Linked DNA regions of Mus musculus: regions 2 and 3 are each linked to region 1. Evidence: chromatin loops called from intact Hi-C (ENCODE). Cell type or tissue: heart. All regions are shown on one strand. Each heading gives the region's core, and the rest is flanking DNA. Links, peaks and the distances in the headings are about the cores only.

The links. Hi-C counts contacts between places; a loop is a spot of excess contacts. Peaks named below come from ENCODE experiments on the same cell type or tissue, not always from the same donor. Only the 100,000 strongest peaks of a DNase experiment are listed, where the experiment ranks them.
Region 2: a loop joins it to region 1, with 2.0 times the contacts of the local background. A loop is called at or near these places in 11 of 42 quality-filtered maps.
Region 3: a loop joins it to region 1, with 4 times the contacts of the local background. A loop is called at or near these places in 21 of 42 quality-filtered maps.

The regions. Positions count from the first base shown.
Region 1 is chr9:57,755,163-57,762,938 of GRCm38, forward strand. Clk3 (CDC-like kinase 3) reads right to left here. Exons shown (of 13, transcript NM_007713.5): 2 at 6,554-6,705; 3 at 5,662-5,878; 4 at 3,465-3,561; 5 at 3,122-3,188; 6 at 90-206. The coding sequence starts at 6,705. Among named protein-coding and RNA genes, the nearest start is that of Clk3, 6.1 kb to the right of the region's middle. In heart, for the core only: a CTCF peak has its summit at 4,398 (motif pointing left); DNase peaks (open chromatin) are centred at 2,613, 3,589, 4,309 and 5,621; H3K4me3 peaks cover 259 bases; H3K27ac peaks cover 1,951 bases.
Region 2 is chr9:57,538,033-57,545,808 of GRCm38, forward strand. It overlaps Fam219b (family with sequence similarity 219, member B), which reads left to right. Exons shown (of 5, transcript NM_001166364.1): 2 at 1-79; 3 at 779-856; 4 at 1,214-1,262; 5 at 2,623-5,155. The coding sequence ends at 2,787. It overlaps Mpi (mannose phosphate isomerase), which reads right to left. Exons shown (of 8, transcript NM_025837.2): 7 at 7,163-7,371; 8 at 6,236-6,906. The coding sequence ends at 6,688. Among named protein-coding and RNA genes, the nearest start is that of Fam219b, 4.4 kb to the left of the region's middle. In heart, for the core only: a CTCF peak has its summit at 3,491 (motif pointing right); no DNase peak of the experiment used is centred there; H3K4me3 peaks cover 155 bases.
Region 3 is chr9:57,994,466-58,002,241 of GRCm38, forward strand. It overlaps a transcript of Cyp11a1 not described here. Among named protein-coding and RNA genes, the nearest start is that of Cyp11a1, 17 kb to the right of the region's middle. In heart, for the core only: a CTCF peak has its summit at 4,097 (motif pointing left); no DNase peak of the experiment used is centred there; H3K4me3 peaks cover 971 bases; H3K27ac peaks cover 419 bases; H3K27me3 peaks cover 3,904 bases.

The sequences.
Region 1 (7,776 bases), core at 1,315-6,314:
ACTAGTACCAAATTCGAGGACACTAGGCAGCTGGAACTAGAGAATGCCACCCACTGAGTGATACCTGTCCACTCTTTGCAGATACTCACAACTTATTTTCCTTGTCTTTCTCCTTGATTTTCTTGAGAACATTAATTTCTAGACGAGCAGCTTCCCGATACTTGCCCACATTACGGATGATCTTCAGGGCAACCTGTGACTTCCCTCTATAGAGGAGGAGAGAAACAAAGGTTCCCATAAGCCAAATGTCCAGCTCTCTCCCCTTCCCTGAAACTCAGCAACTCCTAACAAACTCTACTACGTAAACCACAGGTCCTAAGACTGTATTCATACTTGAGATCTAGCCTGTTAAAAGCAACACCAGACCTGCTCACCATTCAAGCTTCCCTGGCATCTATCTGTTAGGGCTGTCTCAGCTTTCAAGTTGTCATGTCCATTCAGGATCTCAGAAACTCCCAGCTCCCCAGGGAGAAGCCAGGCAGAGGAGCTGAGGTAATCCTGACTACCCCAGATCCCTGGAAGCTTACCTGGCAACCTACTCTATAGGCCAAGCTTTCTTGGCTTGGGTAGTAGTGAGACCGAACAAGCAGTTAGGGTACCAGTAGTGGAATTTTAGCTGGAAGCTTGGTCACTCCTTATACTGCACCCTATTCTAGGTCCTTTCCCCCAACTATCTGCCTCTAATTTACCACCAGCTACAGAGGGCCAAGAACCTTCTGTCCGTGTCCCCCAAGATCTCGCTCCTGCAGTTGTTGCTCTACCCTTCATACTCCACTCCTACTCTAGAAGGCCATTTGCAGGATGTGAGCAGACAAGGAAACATGTCAGCCTACGTTGCCAAAGAGAGCTAGTACTAAGATACCAGTGGAGACCTGAAATGAGGTGGTCCTGGCCCACTACGGTGTATCCTGATACCTCAAGGGTTGGCCTGGATGCTAGGAACAAGTTCATCAGCCTTTGGGCAAAGACACCCTCTTCAGAATGCCCTGCTTTGATAACCCTCTTTTTTTTTTTTTTTTTTTTTTTTTAAATTTTCTTTTCTGGTTTCTTGGACAGTGCAGGCCTAAAGGAAAGAGGCCACACTACCAACTTCTCTAACAAGGTCCCTCCCCACAACAGTCTTACCTTTAAAAAAAAAAAAAAAAAAAAAGATTTATTCATTTATTGTATGTACATAAGTACACTGTAGATGTCTTTGGACACACCAGAGAGTGCACCAGATCCACCAGATCCCACTACAGATGGTTGTGAGCCACCATGTGGTTACTGGGATTTGAACTCAGGACCTTCTAGAAGAGCAGTCAGTGCTCATAACCACTGAGTCATCTATCTCTCCAGAGCCCAGTCTTTTTTTTTTTTTTGGTTTTTCGAGACAGGGCTTCTTGGGGGCTGGTGAGATGGCTCAGTGGGTAAGAGCACTCGACTGCTCTTCCGAAGGTCCAGAGTTCAAATCCCAGCAACCACATGGTGGCTCACAACCATCCGTAACGAGATCTGACTCCCTCTTCTGGAGTGTCTGAAGACAGCTACAATGTACTTACATATAATAAATAAATAAATCTTAAAAAAAAAAAAAAAAAAAGACAGGGCTTCTCTGTGTAGCCCTGGCTGTCCTGGAACTCACTCTGTAGACCAGGCTGGCCTCGAACTCAGAAATCCGCCTGCCTCTGTCTCCCAAGTGCTGGGATTAAAGGTGTGCGCCACTACTGCCCGGCTTCCAGGCCCCCGTCTTATCTTTAAACATATGTATAACTTATTTCAAAGGAAGCCCCTGCCAGGCTGCTGGCAGAGCTGAAGTCCACCTCCACTGATCCTGCACTGACTCCCTTTGCATTCATTTACCTTAAAGGACCCAGGACCTTGTCTGTCCTTTAGTGACTTCAGGGACTCATTTCCTACCCCCAACTACTCAAAGAGGGACAGCCCATAGTATAGCTGTCTTCCTAGGTTAGAGTTCCTGGACCTGTCCTGTCTACATCTGGTCACAGGACTGTGTGTATGTGTCCCTTTATACTCATTCTAGGTTCATGATGAAGAACCTAGAAATGGTTGAATAGAAAATGGGTGCAGGAGGAAGTTTCTCATTAGCACTTCATCTCATAGCTGAGGGGATGGCTGATTTTGGGTGCAATGGTCTTTTTTGAGCAGCTCACTTAATGTGGGAGACCAAGAACAGCAAGCCCAGCTCTGTCATCAATGGCTGAGGTGTAACTTGGGCAACTCCCGAGCATCTTCATATTTCATTTCTGAAGCGGTGCCCTGCATAGCTCAAATGAGGATACCAGTTCTCTGTAACTAAAGCAATTAGAGATTATTAAGGCAGGAACTGGCTCTCCAGAGGGTTGCCTCTCTAACATACAGCTACAGGGAAGGAAGCAGACTCTAGGCTGACAGATGATAAGCAGTAAGTGTTATACTGCTAGGATTGGAGAGAATGATCTGGCCCCAGCATTATGGCACATACAGGTACTGCCTTCCCAGCCAGCATGGACTACTCATGACCCTAGCCGCACTGGGGTAGTTGGTAGCTGTTTGGTGAGAAAGGCCAAAGTCTCATTTCCTTCGGCTGGGATCTCTCAGGAAGACATGGGAGGGGCAAAAGTACTATCAGGCCAAGCCAGCAGCATCCTCAACCTTCTGGCCAAGGGGAGAGGCCACTACTTTAGCCTTCTGAAACAAGGTCCCTCCCCACAGCCGTCTTATCTTTAACATAGATGTAACTCATTTCAAAGGAAGCCCCTGGCCCTGCTGGCAGAGATGAAGTCCACCTCCTCTGGCCCTGCACTGACTCCCTTTGTATTCTTTAAAGGTTCCCAGGACCTTATATGTACCTTTTCCTCTGCCCAAGAAACCAGATAGATGAAGCCTGGCCAAAAATATCCAAAAGCTCATGGGATGCAGCACTGGGCCACATATCCAATGCCACAGCTGAGAAGTGGGTAACCAGGGAGGAGGCACACACTAGCTAAAAGTTCTTGTAGTGATGTCACAGGCTTGTCAAACCCCAAGGATGCCTCCCTTATTTCATGAGATCAGCAAACCCAACACATCCAGCAATGGTGCGGCCCTCCAAAAAGAGCTGCACTAGCTCTTTCAAGGATGTTTGTACCAGCACGCTCACCTGGCATGGTCCAAGCACTCCACCACCTTGCCAAAGGTGCCTTCACCCAGGTTCCCCACGATCTCATCTGTGAGAAAGAAGAAGCTGGGCATGAGAGTCTGGAGGGTAGGAGGGTGGCAGCTCCTGCAAGTTCACAGCATTCAAATCCTCAAAAACAACAAAGGTTCTTGCTCACTGCTACACTCTTTAAAACAGAAGTTGCTAGTGTCTGTGTCATTCAGGCAATTACTGGTGGCCCCACTAAGGCGCCACGCGCACTAGAGGCCCCTCCACGCAGGAGAGGTCTCATCTAACAAGGGGGGTAGAAAGTAGAGAGGTAAAGTTTTACGAAAGGTGGCTGTACATCGCTCTTGGAGCCAATCGCCGATCCGGCACACCAGGTGGCCCTCCTTGTCATCTTCCACACTCCGGCTGCTGCGCTTACTGCTCTGTTGGCTTCTCTGCATGCACCGCCCCCCGAAACGCCATCCGACCAATCGCATGGTAGGCGGTTCCGATTGACAGATTGAGGTGTCAGTCAAAGGCAGAGGTGGAGACGGTGAGGAGCCGGTGGGTTGGTTGGTTGGATTTTCCAGATCCCAGCATTTCATAAGGCACACAGCATATATAACGATAGGGATATTGCAAGGGACACGTCAAGACACAAACTGACTTCAAAACAGAAAAGCAAAAACAGCTACAGGTATGTAAGAAAACTCGGACATTATCTCTAAGAAGAGTGCCACAAATGCTCAGAAAGATGTCCAGCCTATGACACAGAGGGGCCAGGCCCCGAGGACAGCCACAGCCCTGACTCCCTCCTCTTCTAGTCTCCCCCTCCCTGACCCTCCCGTGACTCTGGCCAGAGCTGAAGACGACGCAAAAAAGGCGGCTGGCCCAACCTGGGTCCAGCCTTCTGGACAGGTTGTAGGGCTATCCTGGCTTCAGCAGCAACAGTATGCTCACCCTTTCTTTGCCTGCCTCTGCTGGTCCACACAGCCTTACAACATATTCAACAGCTGCCACGTAGAACCAAGCTACTACCTGCCCCCACATGACATCCTTGGCCAGACTTAACCAACTACCAGAAACAGACTTCTGCCAGCAGCCCTCCTGCCACCAAACTCCAGCAGGAAATGAGCCTGGCTGAGATCCTTTGGGCTGGCCGACCTTCAGGCCCCAAGCCAGCTCCTGACCTGGCCTTAGGACTTGTGCCACTCCTAAGCCAGACCCAGCCCACGACGACAGAGGGCACCAAAAATAAGCAGAGCACCAGACTTGCACTGCCACCCAGTGGCAGCATACGGCACTGTGTGAGGCCACAAGCCATGATTGATTCACCGGCAAGTCAACCTTCAGCTCACACCACTCAGGTCAAGCGCTGGGTAGAGAAGATACCTTCACCAAACCCACCACTACTAAGAGGCCGCTTGGCCAGCAGGAGGACAACACGGGGAGAACAAACAGGAAGAAGAGAAGACAGCACATAGCCTTGTAAACACGAGTGACCTTCCTTTTCCATGGGATTGAATACAGTGTGGGCTCTTGGTCTGTTCCACACACCACCCTAGAATGCTGGCCAAGCTCTGGTCTTTAAGTGGCCTGCAACAAGGTGAGGCCTGGGATCTCACCACGCAGACAGCTGCCTCTCCTTACCGTAAGTAGCACACCTACAAAGGAACAAGGTAGAAGAGAGCCTGGCTGGAGGTCTGATGAGAAGCTTCCAACCTGAGCTGACTGACAGGGCAAAGTGATGTGCTCTTACAGACCAGCAACTTGGAAAAGTAAACACAGAAATTCAAGACCCATATCAAAAAAAGAAAAGCCTAGGAAGCCAGGCGGTGGTGCCCAGCACTCAGGAAGTAGAGGGAAAAGGATCATGAGTTTTAGGCTAGGTTGGAATACATAAGACTTTCAAAAACAAAGAGGAGGTGTAGGGAATGGGGTGTGATACAGTTCAGTGGTAGAGTATCTGCCTCGTATGTATGGGCCCTGGGTTGGACTCCCAGCATTTAAAAAAGAAAAATAAAATTAACTGGTAAAGTGTCCCCTTTTTATTGGGTAATAACAGACTCTGGTCCTCTGGGAGAGGAGGACTGTGGAGATGAGGCTGCAGAGAAGGTCAAATCCACACTCATCAAAGCACTTAGCTATGGGGTGGGCCCGATGGGGACAGACCTGATGTGAAGAAGACCAGGCCATATAGCCCCAAACCACAAACAACAATCTTAGTACCAGCCCTGAGAAGTGTGTCCCAATCATGTGTACCATGTAGCCTGTGTATGGAACAGTGGAAAGATATAGACAGGCTGGAAATCAGCCAACGCCGGAGCCAGAGCCCTTATAGTTGCCACTGGCAAGGGGCCAGAAAATGGAAGGCATACCATCCTTGCTCAGTCCTATACCAGACAGCACACACGCACACACACACCTCATGTGTGTACCCACAATGGTGTATGTACACAGGGTTGCCAGTACTCACCCAGACCAGCTAGCCTGAGAGAAGCGAGAAAGAGGTGAGGCCTTTAGGCCCCTATTAGCACACTCTGGCCACCACTCACCGAGGAAGCACTGCTACAAGACCTGGTACGGCGTTTGTGACAGTGGTGGGCATGCTTGCGGGTACGGTACGGCGCCCTCTCTCGTGACCGTCTCCGATGTCGAGAACGTGAAGACCCATAGCAGTCCTCTCCAAAAGATGGGCTCCGCTCTTCACACCGATACGTATCACTGTCACGGTGTTCCCGGTACCTCCGCTGGTAGGGTATACGATCATGGCTGCCAAGAGGGGGTAGCAAGATGAGTCAAGAAGGCCTACTAGCCAGGTTCCTGCTGCAGGGTTCCTACTAGCCAGCAGGCAAGAGGCCTTTGGCAGGGCCCCTGCAAAGGCTCTCAAGGAAAGCCTGTTAGAGCTGAAGTATCCAGGCTGAGGGGGAGTGAACAGGGCAAGAGAAGGTACAAAGATACAAAGCTTATTCTCCAGAGCCTTAGGTAATGACAGTGTCCCTCTAGTGCCACAGTGTCCCTCTAATGCCACAGAGGGAGGAAGAAGAAGGGGAGCACAGGAAGGCCTCCAAGAATAGCAGAGTTGACCAGGCTGCTACAACTGTAACTTTGGTCTGGGGACTTAGATAGGACTTGGGACCAGTCTTTCAAGGCTAGGGTGATGTTCCTACTTCTACTGAGGAAGACTCAGGGGTAGGGTACTGGCCTAGAAAATACAGAGGGAGAGAGACCACTCTGACAAAGAAAGAAAGGATGACAAGGAAGGTAACTTCTGTTGAGGCCAGGAAAAGGAAGCAAGCACAGGCAAGGATCCCAGAGAGGTCAGGGCAAGAATCTACGGGCGGCTGGGCAGAAGCAGCCATCTAAAGGAGCCTGAGAGCAGCAGAGCTCTGGGCCATTCTACTCATCTAGCTGAGGAAAGCTTCTTCCCACCCAGATCCCACTCACCTTCTGGACCGTGATCTCCGTGGGGGAGGCTCCCTTCGGGATGGGTATCGTAGTCGACCTTCATGCTCCCGACTGTAAGACCGCCTCCTCTTCCAGCGGTAGCTCAGGTATGGGTCTGGCTCTGGGGAACGGTATCGCTTACAGTGATGCATCTAGGCCACAAGAAAGAGAAAGCCCTGCTCAACACACAGCTCACTGCTTCCAGCCACAGGGCTGCCTGGTGCAGCCAGGTGCTCCTGAAGAAGAGGCCCATTGTTCTGTTTAGGGGTAGCCCCTCCCAGGGGTTTATGAAGTAAAGAAGAACTCTGATGTCACAGTGACAGAACAGCAGACAATGGGTGGATGACTCCCTCCTCTGCCAAGTGAATAAACAAACAGGTGCCTCTCCAGCCTGGCCCAGGGGCCTGAACACTCAAACTATGCAAGCCAGGGCCCAGATACAGAAGTAGATGTAGTGGGATGCTGAGCACTGCCACGGGGATGCCAAGGACAGGAGGAATGGAGAGGTTTTTTGCTCAATTTCTTCATGCCTATGGGATCCTATAACCTAAATGTTCTAGAAGCCTGGAGCTAATGAACTGGTGGCACAGAGCCAAAGTACTAAACTGAAACTTGCCTGGCTAAAGCAATGAACTGGACTCAACTCAAAGAAATTCAAAACTCTTCAGTCAGTGAGGAACCACAGTAGAAATGAGAACTCTGACCCTTGAGCAAAGACACAATGTCTCACCAATAGTCCCTACTCCTATCAGGTTCCAGCCAAGTGGGCCTGGGCCCAGAAGGCCTGCCCAGCTCTTGCTGACCCATCCAGAGTATCAGCCCAGAAAGGAGCCACAATCAGGTATCTAAGCTGCTTGCCTGAGGCAAATTTTAGTGGCCCTCAGACCAACTAGAGTCCCATACCAGGTGCTTCCTCTTTAACAGCATCATAGCCATCCCTTCTAGCTCCTCCTACTCCGGCACTCTTTCTTGTGCCCTATCTCTGAAGGAGCCAAGAAGACGTGGCTGTAGGTCTACACTGGGAAGTAGGACAAGTATTCCTTAACCACGGAGTACTTAGATCCAATACCGGAGACTCCCAAATGGGATCAGCAGCCAGTTCAGAGAGATGGCTACGTGAGTCTGGCACCGTTTTCACCCATATCCAGCCCCTTCACATTTTGTCCACCAGATGGCCAGGCATGAGAGCACAGCTTGTTTGCTTTCCAAGCCTTCAATTGCTC
Region 2 (7,776 bases), core at 1,049-6,048, 220 kb before region 1:
GGGACCATGCCAAGGCCGTTCTGCGGAGAAAGGGCATGCTGGGTGCCTTGACGAACCGACCCGATTCTTCAGGGAAAAGGTCTCACTGGGCTTTTTACTTCCTCTGTCAGCAGCGTTCAAAGGCCCTATCCCTTCCTGTTTGGGAATCAGGGCACTGTTTAAGGTTGAGCTAGCTAGCTTATTTGCTGGTATCTTAAGAATGGGAACTAGGAGGGATGGGGCTGGGTGGGAGAGTGAGAACTGGAACTACCTCTACTCTTTATTAAAAGACTGTGCAAAATAGAAAAGTCATAAAATAGACTTTGTAAAAGGGGAGTTGCATCAGTGCACAGATAGGATAGCATTAAAGGATGAGATGGTTGCTGGAGTCCCGGGAGTGAAGATGGAGAGCCCGTGCAGTATTTTTGGAGTTTTTTTTGTTTGTTTTTTAAAGGCAGAATGGTACCCTCTTAGAGCTGAATAAGACCTCACACAGCTGTTTATAGCTGAAACTCAAATGTGACTTGCCTGGGATCCCCAGGCTAAGGTGGAAAGATGCAGCTTTTTACCTGGTTCCTGAAATGGGGAGGTGGGCCTTTCCTAGGAGCTTTCAGTGCAGTAGAGTGGGCCAGAAAAGAATCCGAGAAGCCGGAGCCAACTGCATAGAACAGCAGTTCGTGGTGACTGTGACCGGGTAGAAGGAAAGTCTGGAATAGTCCACTCAGTTCTTTCTGCATAGGGATCAGGGCTCTGGCCTTCCCTGTGAAATGCCTCTGCTTTCTTCCCCGCCCCATCTCAGGTCAGTGAAGTTTAACAAGGGCTACACTGCTCTTAGCCAGAGTCCAGATGAAAACCTGGTGTCCCTCGACTCTGACAGGTGAGTGCTTTCCTTGGAAATAGTCAGCAGTGACTTGAATAGATCAGCAGAGTGCTTGATGCCCTTGCCTGCTGCCTTTCTCCCCCGAGGCCCTTCATGTACACTCCAGGGCTGCTCTCTTTTGACTGCTGTCCCTTCCAGGGATAGCATGGCTGGAAGTGTTCCTGTCCTATTGGGCTTGCACTTTTAGCGAGAATCACCTGCGGGAGCCATTGGTGCTCACTGGGACTCTGGGCTTGAGTTCTCTGGTGTGCAGTCTTTGCTTCACAAGTCCTTCAGACCCCCTTGCATGCCCTCGCCATTTGCAGCTGTGCCACAGAGATGTCCCCTGAACTGATTGTCTTCCTCTTCTCCTAGTGATGGGGAGCTGGAATCCAGATATTCCTCCGGGTATTCCTCTGCAGAGGCAAGTCCAGAGCGCCTATCTGTGCAGGGTCAGGCTGCAGGCAGGTCACCACCCACCACTGCCAAAATGTTTGTGCTGCCTGCTGTGTGCACAGCACGGTGCTAGATTCCACTTTGCTCCCTAGTCTTCCACTATTCCCTCTTCCCTAAGCAAAGAGAGACAGGCATCTTAGGATGGCTGTTGAAATTCAGGAGACTATATATCCTCAGAGCTAGAAGTGATGTCAAGTCCATAATCTTGGAATCCTCTTTCTAAGTTCCGGCTAAGTGTCTATAAACTGTGCTGGAATGCTTCTTGTGATTGGTCACTCACTACATCTAAGAAACATTGCTTGCTGCCCTCTTTGGGTAGTTTCCAGGTCTTCTGTTTCTTGCAGCCTGGACCCACTGGTCATAGGTTTGCCTTCCAGTGTTGAAAGGTAATTCAAGGCTTCCCTTTTTTTCTCTGAGTCAGCATTCAACCCTCCCCCACCCATCTTCCACTGAGCTTGCTTTCTTCAGTTCCATCTCTGGCAATAGTATGAGCACACCTCCTAGGCTGGTCTTTAGGACATCTTTCTAGAGTGATTGTCCCAGCGAGAACCAAAGGGACAGAAAATTCTCAGCCAGGCATGGTACCATGTGCCAGTACAAGTACAAATGAGCTGCAGTTAGGGACATGGCCGCACTGGGTAGCTCGTCTTTATTCTCCTAGGAATCATTGGTTAATCTCAGTTTTGCAAAGGAGAAAACAGCTTGCACATTGTACCCTCCTTATATGTCTAAGACATTAAGATTGTCAAAAACTAAGGAAATTCTGTCAAGAATCACAAGTCTAAAAATGTCCTAGCATCATTGATGTCCTGCCTACCAGCACCCTGGTGAAAGCAGGCTGGCTTTGCAGGAACCTAGCCCTGCCAGCACAGAAGGAACTAGCAGCAATGCTGTCCCCCTACCACTTTCTACTGTTCCACATATACCTCTAATACTCAAGCCTAGTTTTCTGTTGCCAACCTTCCTCTCTACATAGCCCTGGCTGTCCTGGAACTCGCTCTGTAGATCAGGCTGGCCTTGAACTCAGAACTGCCTGCCTGTCTCCCAAGTGCTGGGATCAAAGGCATGTACCACCACAGAGGACAGCCCCATATTCTTCAATCTTGATATGGATATCTGGGTGACAGATTTTTAAAGAGAAGCCTGGCTGGTTCTCAGTGAGCCTCTGGGGAGTTCCTCACTGCTGGAAAGACACTGCACAGAAAGGGCCGTCCTTCTGTAATGCAGGATGTGCAGAGGCCTGGGGCTAGGTAGAGCAGGGACCTGCCTTTAGGCAGCAGCTCTGTATGCCTCGCATCCTGTTTTACACTTCTGTCCTCTTCCTTTAGCAGGTGAACCAGGATGTGAGCCGGCAGCTGCTGCAGGATGGATATCACCTGGATGAGATTCCAGATGATGAGGACCTGGACCTCATTCCTCCTAAGCCTATTGCTTCTTCCGCGTGTTCTTGCTGCTGGTGCTGCCTTGGGGATTCTTCCTGTACCCTCCAGTAGCCATAGCCCTCCAGGATGGGCCGATGGCCCCAATGGCCCTTCACAGTGATACTCAGTGCACTGGGTATCACCGCCAGCCTAGAACCACTGGAGGCATTGACCTCTGGGGAGGCCAGTGGCCTACAGGAGCCCTCACCTGGTGCTTCTCATGTCAGAGGCCCCCGTCTGGGTCATAGGTGATAGGTGGAAGTCGGCAGGTTCCCACTGGGGCAGTTTCAGGAAGCCACTTTAATAAGGGAGGAGAAACTTCCTGAGGTTCTTATGCTGATTGCTAAGAAAACCATTTACAGACATTCTGACTCCTCCTGAGGAGGGAGAAGAAAGAACGAACTCCTTCACTCAGGCTGTGCTGGGGGTATGGTGAGAGGCAGAGAGCAGCACTTTATGGCTTGCAGGAGGAATCTCAAAGAATACAGCTGGGAAGCGCCAAGTGGGTTGTTCCTTAGGTTACAGCAAGGAATCTAACTTAATGATGGAGTGGGCCTGTGGCTTTCAGAACCTCTGAACTTGGACCATTCTGCTGGCCCTGCTGTCTGGATGGGCTTAGTAACTCTGTTGGCCCTTCCCCTGTTACAAGAGAACTGCTCTGTTGTATATGTTTATTTATCTGTAGTTCCTTGGCATTGGAGAGTTTCTCCGACTTTTTTTTTTTTTTTTGAGGTAAAAATTGGATTGGCAGGAATCTGCAGTTTTTGTTATTACCAGCAGAGGGAGCTGCTGGGAAGTTAGTGCCTTCCTATGTTTAGCTGTGTAAGCTTTTGAGAAGTATTGATGGATGAGAGGTGTCCTGGTGTAGCTGTGTGACTCTGGCCTACATGGAAATGTTTAGACAGGATGGGAAGGGGAGACTTAAGCCAGCTCCTGGACCCCACTTGAGTTGATGAATCTGCAGTGCAAGGAGGCCTTCCCTCTAACAAGGCACATTTCTCTCCCCAGCACAGGGCTCACAGGCTGGTAGAGCACTTGCCTAGCCTGTGCAAGGCTAGGGCTGATGCACAAAACAAAACAAAAAAAAAAGCCTCTGGGAGAACACAGCTAAGCCCCAAGCCTGAGACTCAGTACTAAGCCTCTTCCTGGAATCTAGTTTTCCCAGTCCCCCTCTGCCCGGGTCCTCCTCTTTGGGGTTTTTTTTTTTTTTTTGGTTTTTCGAGACAGGGTTTCTCTGTGTAGCCCCCTGGCTGTCCTGGAACTTACTCTGTAGACCAGGCTGACCTTGAACTCAGAAATCCACCTGCCCCTGCCTCCCAAGTGCTGGGATTAAAGGCGTGCGCCACCACTGCCTGGCCTCTTTGCTTTATCTTACCCAGGTGTGTGGTGAGGCTTGGGGTAGATACGGTTCCCAGCATAAGGGGCGGCAATAGTCAGAGTTAGGGGTTGGGCACCACATGTGACTGTCCGTCCAGTGATTACTGGAGGCTTAGGAGAAATGATATGCCTGCTATGTCCTTTCATAGGTAGTAGCAAAAAAGGTAAGATCAAAAGATAAGGCTTTCCCTATTACTTGGCCACAAATCTGTTCTCATGATTGTTGCCAGTGCCTAGCAGGGGGTTTTGTTGTTGCTCTCAGGCTGTGGAAGGCTGAAAAGAGTATACTATGTCTAGGGGCTTTTTACTCGACTGCTTGGCAGCATCACAAGAAGGAAGATGGGACAGAAGCCAGAGGCACATCTACTTGGTTCTTGGGTTGGGTCATAGATGCTGCCTGGGCTCTACAGTGGGAGTCTGCAACTCTGTGCAAGGATCTCATTCTGAGCACTTTATGTATGGCCTGCAGGGAAGGAACACAGACCATATCCAGGCTTCTAGGGCTCTGCAGAGGTGGAGTCCTCATGTGCAGAGGGAACAGAGATAGTACAGAGTAGAGAAAGACTTGGTGGTAGGGCTCAGTGAGGCCACAAGGGCTTGTGGAACTTAAGTGTGGAGTTCTATTTCTGTTTGGTTAAAACAGAGTAGCCTGGACATTTGGCAGCTCCTGGGGGTGGGCAGTGCCCAAGAAACCACACTCTCTGGGGTAGTTGTACTTGGCTAGAACTGTCCCTGGAAGGAAAGTTGTCGAGCTAGGTGGCCTCGTGTGGAAAAGCATTACTTGTGGAAAAAGCTCAGTAGTGTCCAGCTAGGAGGGATAGAAATGGGCAGCTGTTAGGGGACAGACAAAAATAACACCAATAAAGGCACAGAGGTGCTCACACCCTAACTGCCTTAATTCCAAGGGCTGGGTGTTCTGCGGGAGGCTGTCCCTGGGAAGGAGGGCGTCTGAGCCTCCTCAGGAGTGCCTGTGCCTCCCCCACGTTTGTTTACACTGCCCCTCAGTCCTCTTTCTTGCCTTGCACTTTCATAGTCTGTTATAATAAATGCAGTCCTGGTAGTGAGCTGTACTGTGCTGCAGTGGGTGGCTTGGTTTGGTTTGGTTGGTTTGATACAGTTTTTCTGTGTAACCTTAGCTATCCTGGAACTCACTCAAACTTAGACCAGGCTGACCTCAAATTTAAGAGATCCACCTACCTCTGCCTCCCAAGTGCTGGGATTAAAAGCCAGCTTTGGTTTTTTAATCTTATGTGGGGGGGGGGGGTACACTTAAGTGTGTGTGTACTACATGTATGCAGGTGCAAGAGTCCATAGAAGTCAGAACAGGCGTCAAATCTCTTAGAACTGGAGTTACAATTGTGAGCCACCACATGGGAACTGGGAATGAAACCTGGGTACTCTGCAAAGACAGCAAGTACTTTTTAACTGCTGAATTGTGTCTCCAGCCCCCAATACATAGCACTAGCCTGAGCTGTCTGATAACCTCAACAATACATAAAGGGGCTACGAAGATGGCTCAGTTGTTAAAGTGCTTACCATGCAAGTATGAGGACCTGAGTTCAAATCCCTGAGCCCTCACCCCAAGCACCCAAATAAGAAGCCAAAAGTAGTGGCACACACCTGTAATCCCAGTTCTGAGGAGGTCAAGATGAAGGACCACTGAGACCTGCTAGTTAGTCAGTCTAGCTGAACTGGTGAGTTCCAGGCACCAGTGAGAGACCCTGTCTCAAAAAAAGGTGATGGTTCTTGAGGAGTAACACGCAGGTGCATGTATGTGCACATACATGCCATGTGCACATACATGCCATGTGCACATACATACCATGTGCACATACATACCATGTGCAAACACCAGGGGCCATTAGGAAGCAGAAGCAGAGCTCCAAAGCCAACCTTTGGAACATGAAGACAGTCTCAGAAAAAGTCAACTACAGGAGCAGAAGGCCTCCCTGCAAGCTGTCCAACTGAGGCTGGAGCTGGCTTCCTCTCCCACCCCTTCCTGTAAAAGCATTCTGGAATCCAGCCTGCCCACCCCCACGAAGCTGTATGAAGAATTCAAACCAAACCTGGACATCATCAGAGAGCTCCTTCCTCCCACATCAGGGACAGGCATACCAAAGGCTGACTGCTCTTCACTCTGTATCCTCAACACAAGTGATCTTTAATTACTTTGACGGAGCTAGAGGGAATACGCTTCATTAGTCCACTGGCCTACCCCTTCCCTTCCTTCCCTTCCCTTCCCTTCCCTTCTCTGCAGCTGAGAGCATGCTGAGCTAATGCTGGGGGATGCATGCTTTGTTAGCCTAACACCTCAGCTAGGGCAGAGTGGTTGCCTCTTTGGTGGACACACTGGCTCAGAGGTAACAGTGTTGAGAGGGTACAGAAGAGTGGCAGGCCTCAGGCTTCATGCATACAGAAACCTTGTCCTGAAGATGGTCCAGCCTGGGCATGCTCCTGGAGTTACTAATGCCAAATTTACTGCTTCTAATCCAGTATACATTCAAAGAGTGCACAACAGGGACAGGGATTGGGCTACACCTGAAATATGGAGCTGGCCAGGATACAGTGGTAGGCAGAGAGACTAAGAACTAGTCTCTACAGCAGACAGCAGGCCCGGAATATCAGCAGATCCTTGGGCACAGTAATCTTCAGTAAGACACTCTCATTGGCTGCAATGAAGAGCACTCCACCACGGTACAGAGGGATTTCTGCATGGGCTGAAGGTATGATAGCTGTCACTGTCCCTTGGACCATCAGAAGGATGCTGGCAGAGTCTAGTGTTGAGACTTTGTATTCAGTGACAGAGCTAGGGACCTGTCAGAAAGAAGTGATAGAATAGTATAATTTGCACTCTACTCCTGGGTTCTAGACCACCTTGGGGGCTTTGCTGCCTCCTTTCCCATTATTCAAGCTCTTGGCACTACGAAGGCCCACATCTGGTCCCTGGCAGAGAGACAGATGGGCTCTGTGGCTGCCCCGACTAAGTGGGCTTGACAGGAAATCCAGCCCCAGGTATCCCCATGTAAGCTTCACATGCTACCCAGGGAACCTTCCTGGTCCACCTACTTACCTCCATCTTCATAACAGTGAAGTCTGGCACAGGAGGATCATAGATAGAGAGATAGGGGTCATCTTGACTCTGTGCTGGGGCAAACAGCCTGTTGTTGCTGGGGCTAGGTGTGTAGTTGAGCATTTCACACAGGGTTGGCACATCAATGAATTTGGGTGTCAGGCCAGCACGCACGGTATTGTCCGAACATGCCATGCATTCCACGCAGTCTAGAGACAGAGAAATGTCATGTAATAAGATGGTGAAGTACGCCATGGAAGTTGGCTCTCTAGGGCTGAGCCTCCTAGCTTAGGCCATGTGAGTGCCTATGAATTGGGTTAAAATGTGTGAATAGCATTGTAAGAAAATATGTGAAGGTATTAGGCCCCAAATTATGTTAGCCCCTGCATTAGCAAGACTTCTGCAACAGAATCCTGCAAACAGTCAAACGGGACATCCAGTCAGACATGGTGGTTCAAGTCTATAATCACTGCACTCACAGGCTGAAGGGGGGAGGGGGTGCCACACATTTGAGGCCGGCCTGGGCTACAGAGTGGAGACCCTGTCTTAAAACAAGAACAGCAATAAAAAGGGAGGCTCCCTGGGCAAAAATGCAAGCATGAGCACCTGAGGTC
Region 3 (7,776 bases), core at 1,049-6,048, 240 kb after region 1:
TCAGGGTTGGCTCTGGGTCCTGCTTTACCCTGGGGTGCTCAAGGGAACAGAGGCAAGTACCATGGAAAGTCTATGGATTAGTAGGTCCTGGGATGGTGGGAAAGCTGCTTAGCAAGGCAAGGGCAGCCGGGCACCAGATAGCCAGGCAGGTGTGGGTGGTTTTGGCAGGACTCACAGGCAGCTGGGTCCTGCCTCTTCCTGCCCCAAACTGTCTTGGCACCTCCTTGTTACCAGGCCACAGCAGGAAAATGGGTGGAAAGGCTTTGAAGCTGGGCTAGTTTTTAACTGGCATCTAGCAGGGGAAAAGCCGGCTGACCATGCACAGGACTGGCTAAGGCTGAGCAGCTCCACAGTGGGAAGGTATACCTGGGTACCCAGGCACAAAACTCCCAGGGGCCCTTCAACCCAGGGTGAGTTCAGGACTCCCTGGAGGCAAGAGGGGCAGCTTGTTCTCCAGGCAGGTTCCTTTTGTAAACTTTGAGACTAGCACACAACATGGGCACAGTAGTGGTTCAGTAAACGTCAGTCCAACCAGGAAAATAAGGAGCTAAACTCAGATTGGGACTCAGGCTTGAGACCATTGCCACATTTGCCCTGACTTCACTTGGGGCCTTAAGATTTTTAGGGGGTTTTGAGACAGGTTCTTCACTGTGTAGACCAGGCTGGCCTTGAAATCACAGAGCTCTGGATGCCTCTGCTTCCTGAATTAAAGGCCTGTGTCCCCATACTTAGCTGTCACTTAGAGTTTTTGAGGGAACACAGGTAGGATCTATGGAGGCACTGTGTGTTCCTCCTCAGACCCAGCAACGCTGTATCTCCCCGTCCTTCTCTCCCTGTCCCAGTCTGCAATTGCATCTTCCTCGTGGGAACCTGGGAGAAGAGAGTGACTTCATGTCATATAGATGACCTAGATTTGGTTGACCTAAAGTAACCTCCTGAAACAATTGAACTGCCACTGCCACTACCACTGTTTTTTATGAAGCCCCTCAGGTGGTAGGAACTCACTCAGGGCCTTCTCTCTCCCATTTTCTGCTGCCCTCTAGTGAGACTCAGCAGTATCACCTCGAGAGAACACTGAACTTGTCTGCAGAGGCAGGTCTTCAGATTTCAGTGGAAACCCGCCATTTAAAATAGGTTGATTTTTGCATAGACTAAGAATCCTGTTCTCTTCCACCCAAATAGAATTCCTCTATGGGTAGCCATTTGTTTGTGTGGTGGTTTTTGTTTATTGTTTTTGTATTTTTGTTTTTGTAGCTGTAGTTAAAATGTAGCAAAACTGCAACAAAGAGAGATCTTTTTCTTCTTGACATTGACAATTGACTATTGATAAGTTAGACACTAACCTAACCTAACCTAAGACACTCCTGCTGGCATCCTTACCCATCACTTAAGATCCTCCAACTTGGGGACAACCTGTCAGTTTTCGCAAATTCTTATTCTTTGCCCTACAATAATAAGACTGTGACCTTGTGTTTTGGCTCCTGCCCTGGCATTTTGCTAAGTGCCGTAGTAGCATCTTTGACACAGGGCACAGAACAGAATTCCTTCTTCCAGTTCTGGAAAGCTGGGAAGTGACAGGGGAGCGTGGACACGGAGGAGCACAAGGAGCTGAGTGCCCTGACACCGAAAGCGGTCCTCTCCGGCCAGCCCTCGGGTCCTAAGCACTGTTATTATTGTCATTATTTTGAGACTGGGTCTCAGCTCCCTAATTACCTCTTACAGGCTTCATCTTCCATTACGGTTGCATTAGGGATTAAGTTTCCAACACAGGATTTTTTTTTTTTTTTGGTGATGGTTAATCTTTTTAAAAAATGTTATTAGCACATGTTAATTATACATAATGATGGGTTCTTTGTGACACTTCACATATGTACATATTGCCATCAGAGTCATTCCCATCGTACTCTCTTCTTCCCTTCCCTCTCCCTCTAATCCTCGTTCTCTTCCTAGTGTGTGTGTTCCTTCCAATGAGTTTCATTAGGGTTGCTTACAGGAACGTCGATACCTTACCAGAGACTATAGCATTGAAGAAAATGCCTCTCCCCTTCCCATCAATTCTTAACCTTGAATAAATCTTTAGGAGGGATGGTATCCCATAAGCACCTGCCCCATGATGGGGTGTCATGGGCCAGAGCTTGTTCAGTTGATGACATGCAATGTTGGATGCCTGGAAGTCATCACTTCACTCTTCCTCCCGCTCCGAACCCTTCTTCCAGATCTTGTTTTCTGTCTCTCCTTCAGCAATGTTCCTGGTTGATGTAGATGTTCCATGTACTACTGAACATTCAGGTACCCTGGCCAGTTATGCATATTTCTCTGAGCAAAGCTGATAGCAGCGTTATTCTGTAGGCACAAACGCAGTGTTTAGAAGGCAAATTTGACAGACACATCATGTCCACTTAGCCAAACAACAACTATGACATCTCCACATCTCCACTAGGACCTTCTCAGCCACAGGCTTCTGATTTGGTTTACAGTACCAGTTGTGGATGCACAGGGCAGCAAACATGCTATTATTATTGCACAGTGGACTCATCTTGCCTGGCTGGTCAGGACTGTCCCACTTAGGGGCCATAGCTAAGTAACATTAGTGATGACAATTCTCCCTCAGCAGCCTGGGTAACTCCTTCTGGCACAGGGAAGGCTAGTCAGCAGGAAGGAAGCTTCCAGTCCAGTTCTGGCTTAATTTCTATATCCCCTCAGGTAAAGGGGCAAGGCCTTCAGGGGTATGATCATCCACAGCACAGATTTTCCTCTGGTGCCTGGCTCAGAACCTGTACATGCCAGGCGCTCAGTGAGTAACTATGGATTAGTAATGAACTCACTACAGCCAGATGAGAAAGAAAGGACCATCACAAAAGATGAGGGACCGTCTACTGGCTGCCCGGCCTGCAAAACTGTCCCTGAAGAAAAGCTGCTTTAAGGGAGAGATGAGGGAGCCGGGCGTGGTGGCGCACGCCTTTAATCCCAGCACTAGGGAGGCAGAGGCAGGTGGATTTCTGAGTTCGAGGCCAGCCTGGTCTACAAATGAGTTCCAGGACAGCCAGGGCTATACAGAGAAACCCTGTCTCGAAAAACAACAACAACAACAAAAGGGGGGCGGGGAGATGAGGGTAGAGGAAGGTATGGCTAAATTGGAAGAAGGCTGGACATCTCCTTTGTTCCTCTGGCGGGAAGCCAGCAAGAGCTAGGGGAGGAGCCGCCCAGTACTTGACTTTATCACACCGCCGCCCCCACACTAGGGAACCGGAGTTCTGTTTTGGGAGAGGTAAGGTACAGAAGCATGCACACTTTGCCTGAAGGAGCATGGAGCTTGACTCTTCTAGTACACCCGGGGCCATGTGCTCGTGTGCCTGAGGACAACATGGCTAATGGCCACCCTAGATGCCAGCGAAGGAACCCATCACACCTGCACCAGGTTTCTACAGCTTCCTCACACAGTCCTTTCAAATCCCACACCTCTCAGCCTATTCAGGCCCCAGCCCCTCATCCTCAGCTAACCCTCCCTCGTCAGTACCCCAGCAACCCCTACATCCAATGAGGGAGCAGCTGAGCCCCGAGCTCCGCCCCCTTCCACCTGTCTCTGTGGTCTGTATAGAGCACCGCTCAGCAGCAATTGCTCTGCAAAGCCGAATACTAACCTAGCCCGCCTCGGGCAGTGCTGAAGGCGACAGCCCCCGGAGAGCTTGTGCAAATATATACTTTGAAGTCTGGCGGGTACCCCCCAACTTCCGGTTACAGGATCGCCCTTTCTGGAGGTGACACTTCTTCATGCGTGCTCTCTCTATGCGCAGGAGCTGAGAGCCACTGACCCCAGCACTCCTGAACCCTCTCTCATGGCCTCAGACATCTGGTAAGTGGGGGGTTTGCGACTGCTAGGGTCAGCATTGAGTCCATTTAGCTTTTTAAAAAGTGCGCTCGGGGACAGAGATTTTTGTCCCATGCCCTTTTCTGGTCCTTGAAAAGATCTCGGAAGAAGCCTTAGTCCTTAGTTCCCTTAGTCCTCTGCCTCCCGAACCGACCGACCTCTTTTAGACCTCAGCTTCAGAGCTTCGGGGCCCAATGTTATGGTGGACATTGGCTCCACCTAGTGGTAAGAAATTAAATTTCAGCAGATCGTGGTAAGGTGAATGAGGCAGGTAATGGCTACCTGGATACTTAGAAGACAGGAGTCTTTTTTTTTTTTTTTTTTTTTCCTGACTCAGTCCTTGCTACAGGCATGGCTGAAGGTTGACTCAGCTCCATTCTTCCATCTGTATCTTAAGAGTAGCTGGCTGCTTGCCTCTGTGTCCAGTATCTGCCTTTCAAAGCCCCCTTCAGAGCGCTGTCCTTAAACCACTCAGAAGCCTCTCCCGTCAGCTCACACCAATGCCACCCACTTGGAAAGTAGAACCTGAAGTCCCAGAAAAGGTGCCAGCAACTTCCCCCTGTTCACCATGGAAACCAGGACATGTGGCTCTCTCCTATCCACTCTTCTCAGGAGGATAGAAATGGCCTTGCCAGTCCTGAGAGTCACTTCTTTTTGGTTCTGTGCCCTTGGTAGATTAAGTCACTGGTTGCAGTAAAGAGGGACCCTGTCAGGGGAGGGAGAGATGGCCTATTAGTGAAGAGTGCTTGTTGGTCTTCCAGGGGACGAGTGTTGACTCCAGCACCCACATGGGTGACTCACAGTTGTTTGTAATTAAGTTTAAGGGGATCCAATGGCCTCTTCTGGTGTCCTTGGCCACCCCTTCATTTATGGCAAGCACACACACAACACATTTTTTAAAAAGTATTACTCTGTCATAGGAAGTGACATGATATTGCTTCTGGGTCTCTGTTTTGACTTGCCAAATCCTCTGCCACCACAGTTCTAGGTGTGTGTGTGTGTGTGTGTGTGTGTGTGTAGGGGTGTGGTGTGTGTGGGGGGCACTCACAGGGCTCTGAGTCTGCTCACTGTGGAGCTCACTACTGGGCATTCTCAGTGAGCATGATAGTTGGGGGAAAATGTTTGGACCTAAAATGAGAACCCTGCCCTGTGAAAAGCAATAAATTCTTCATAAAACATCAAATGGTAACATTTTATTAACCTCGTTACTTTCTAAGTTTAGTATCCATAAAAGCTTCATTGCATTTGGAAGAATGTGTGGGCTGGGTTTCTCTCTCTTTGAGAAGTCTCAATTACAAAACTGCTCCTTCTAGCTGTGTGGTTTCAAAAGAAAAAATATAGCTATTCTTTAAAAAACAACAACAACCAACTGTGGAGCAAATTTTCGTCTTTTATCTCACACCTTGATGGGGAGGGAAGTGGTCTAGAGCCCCAGTGCCCAGGCTTACAGGGGTGCTGGGCACCAGTGTCTGGGGTGGAAAGGGGAGGGAGAGCTGTTGTGAGGGACACAGGGTGGTGCTGGCAGGGACCCAGAGGTACAGGCAGAGTGTCCTCTCTGCACCCTGGCGGCAGTGGGCTGTGATGGCTATTCACCTCTTCAGCTGGAGAGCAAAGAGGTGCTGTACAGGGCAGGTGAATGGAGACCAGGGCTTAGGCTGTAGGTCAATCCTTGGAAAATTCAGGTGGGGAAGTTCTCATAGGCTGCAGTGGGTGAGGCCCTACTAGGGTTGGTCTTCAGAAAGGCCGCTTTCAGGGTTCCTAGCTAGGAATGTGCTCCGGTGTGTGCTTTGGGTGAATATCAGGAATAAAGAACTCAGCTGGTGTTGGGCGGCAGTGAGGACCATCCCGCTACTGTCACAGGCAGATTGTGTGTGTGGAGGGGCAGGGAGGGAGGGAGGGAGGGAGGGACAGAGAGAGAGAGAGAGAGAGAGAGAGAGAGAGAGAGAGAGAGAGAGAGAGAGAGAGACTGGTCAACCTTTGCCTGCAGCTGTCTTGGGGACTTGGTACATGTCAAAGGATTGTTACCCCTTACTCTGTGGACTTTTTCACCATGTGCCTTCATCCCATCCTTTAGCTTTAGCTTCCACAGTGCCTCTGTCACACACTTGTTCTCAACTCCAACAGAAGTTGCGTCCCTCAAAGAGTCTCATTGTTACTGTGTAATGAATTGCCATCTCCTGACTTCCTTGGATCAGTGATTCAGAAATTTGAGTCTGTGCTTCCCAAACTGCCATTCCTGAGACCTCAAGTAAACTCCTTTGACTTTCACGGTCTCAGTCATCTCTCCTCCATCAACCCCCAAAGCCTCACCTATCCAAAAGTTTCTGACAACTGTATTCGGTTCCCTTTCATTTCAGTTTTTCTGGACAGAGTAGATCAAAATCCATCAAAAAAAATGTCCAAAGGCTGGAGAAATAGCTCAGTGTAGAGAACTTTCTTAGCATGAGCAGGGTCCCAGGTTTGGTCCCTACCAGAGCAAAAAAAGAGAGGGAAAGGCTTACGGTACTCATGGGAGCCCCAGGTACTTACGGGACTAAGGCAGGATTGCACGAGCTAGGAGTTTGAGCCCATCCTTGGTGATCTGCACCCCATGTCAGAAGACAGAGAAGAAGCAGAAACAAGCAGAAAAAATGGAGAAGCAGAAGAGTGAGGCTCCTGGCTTTTCTTTTAGGACAGGGACCAGTCAGTTGTCACAAGCCCCTGCCTGGGCAGGAAGGCAGTGCTTCATTCCTTTCTCAGGAAATGCTCTCTACCCTCCAGGGGCCACAGGACAGTCTGTCTTAGTTTGCTTCCTACTGACGTGATGAACACCATGACCAAAAGCAACTTGGGGAAGAACGCATTTATTATACTGTTTTAGTTAAGGTTTCTATTCCTGCACCAACATCATGACCAAGAAGCAAGTTGGGGAGGAAAGGGTTTATTCAGCTTACACTTTCCACATTGCTGTTCATCACCAAAGGAAGTCAAGACTGGAACTTAAGAAGGTCAGGAAGCAGGAGCTGATGCAGGGCCATGGAAGGATGTTCCTTACTGGCTTGCTTCCCCTGGCTTGCTTAGCTTGCTTTCTTATGGAACCCAAGACTACCAGCCCGGAGATGGCACCAACCCACAATGGGCCCTCCCCCCTTGATCACTAATTGAGAAAATACCCCACAGCTGGATCTCATGAAGGCATTTCCCAACTGAAGCTCCTTTCTCTGTGATAACTTCAGCCTGTGTCAAGTTGACACACAAAACCAACCAGTACATATACTTACAGGTTAGAGTCCGTCATGGAGTGAAGTCAGGGATGGAGCTCAAGGCAAGAACCTGGAGGCAGGACCTGAGGAGGCCTTGGAGGAAGGCTGTTTATGGGCTTGCTCCCCAAGACTGGCTCATCGTGCTTTTTATTCAAATTAGAACCACCTGCCCAGGGGTGGCACTGCCCATGGTGGACTGGGTCCTCCTTTAGCAATCATTAATCAAGAAAATGTCACCATAGACATATCCGCAAGTCAACGTGATGGAGGAAATTCCTTAATTGACCTTCCCTATTCCCAAGTGACTCAGTGTGTGCCAAACTGGCAGGAGCTAATAGGCACACCTTCCCAAGGTGAAGCAAAAGGAAGAGAACAAGCAGAGGAGAGAGACGGAAGTAGCTAGATAGAGAGATTGGATATAGATAGACAGACAGGGAAGCAAAAGGGACTGAGTGTGACCGGCTGGGGAGATGGCTCATCGGGTAAGCAAGCATAGGGACCCGAGTTCAAATCCCCAGCACCTACGTAAAAAGGAACAAGGCAGGCATGGTGGTATACATCTATAACCCAAGTGTGGAGGGGTGAAAACCTGCAGCGGCTTGGTGGCCAATCCAAAACAGCCAGTTGCAGGTTCATTGAGAGAGCCTGCCTCAAAACAAACAAACC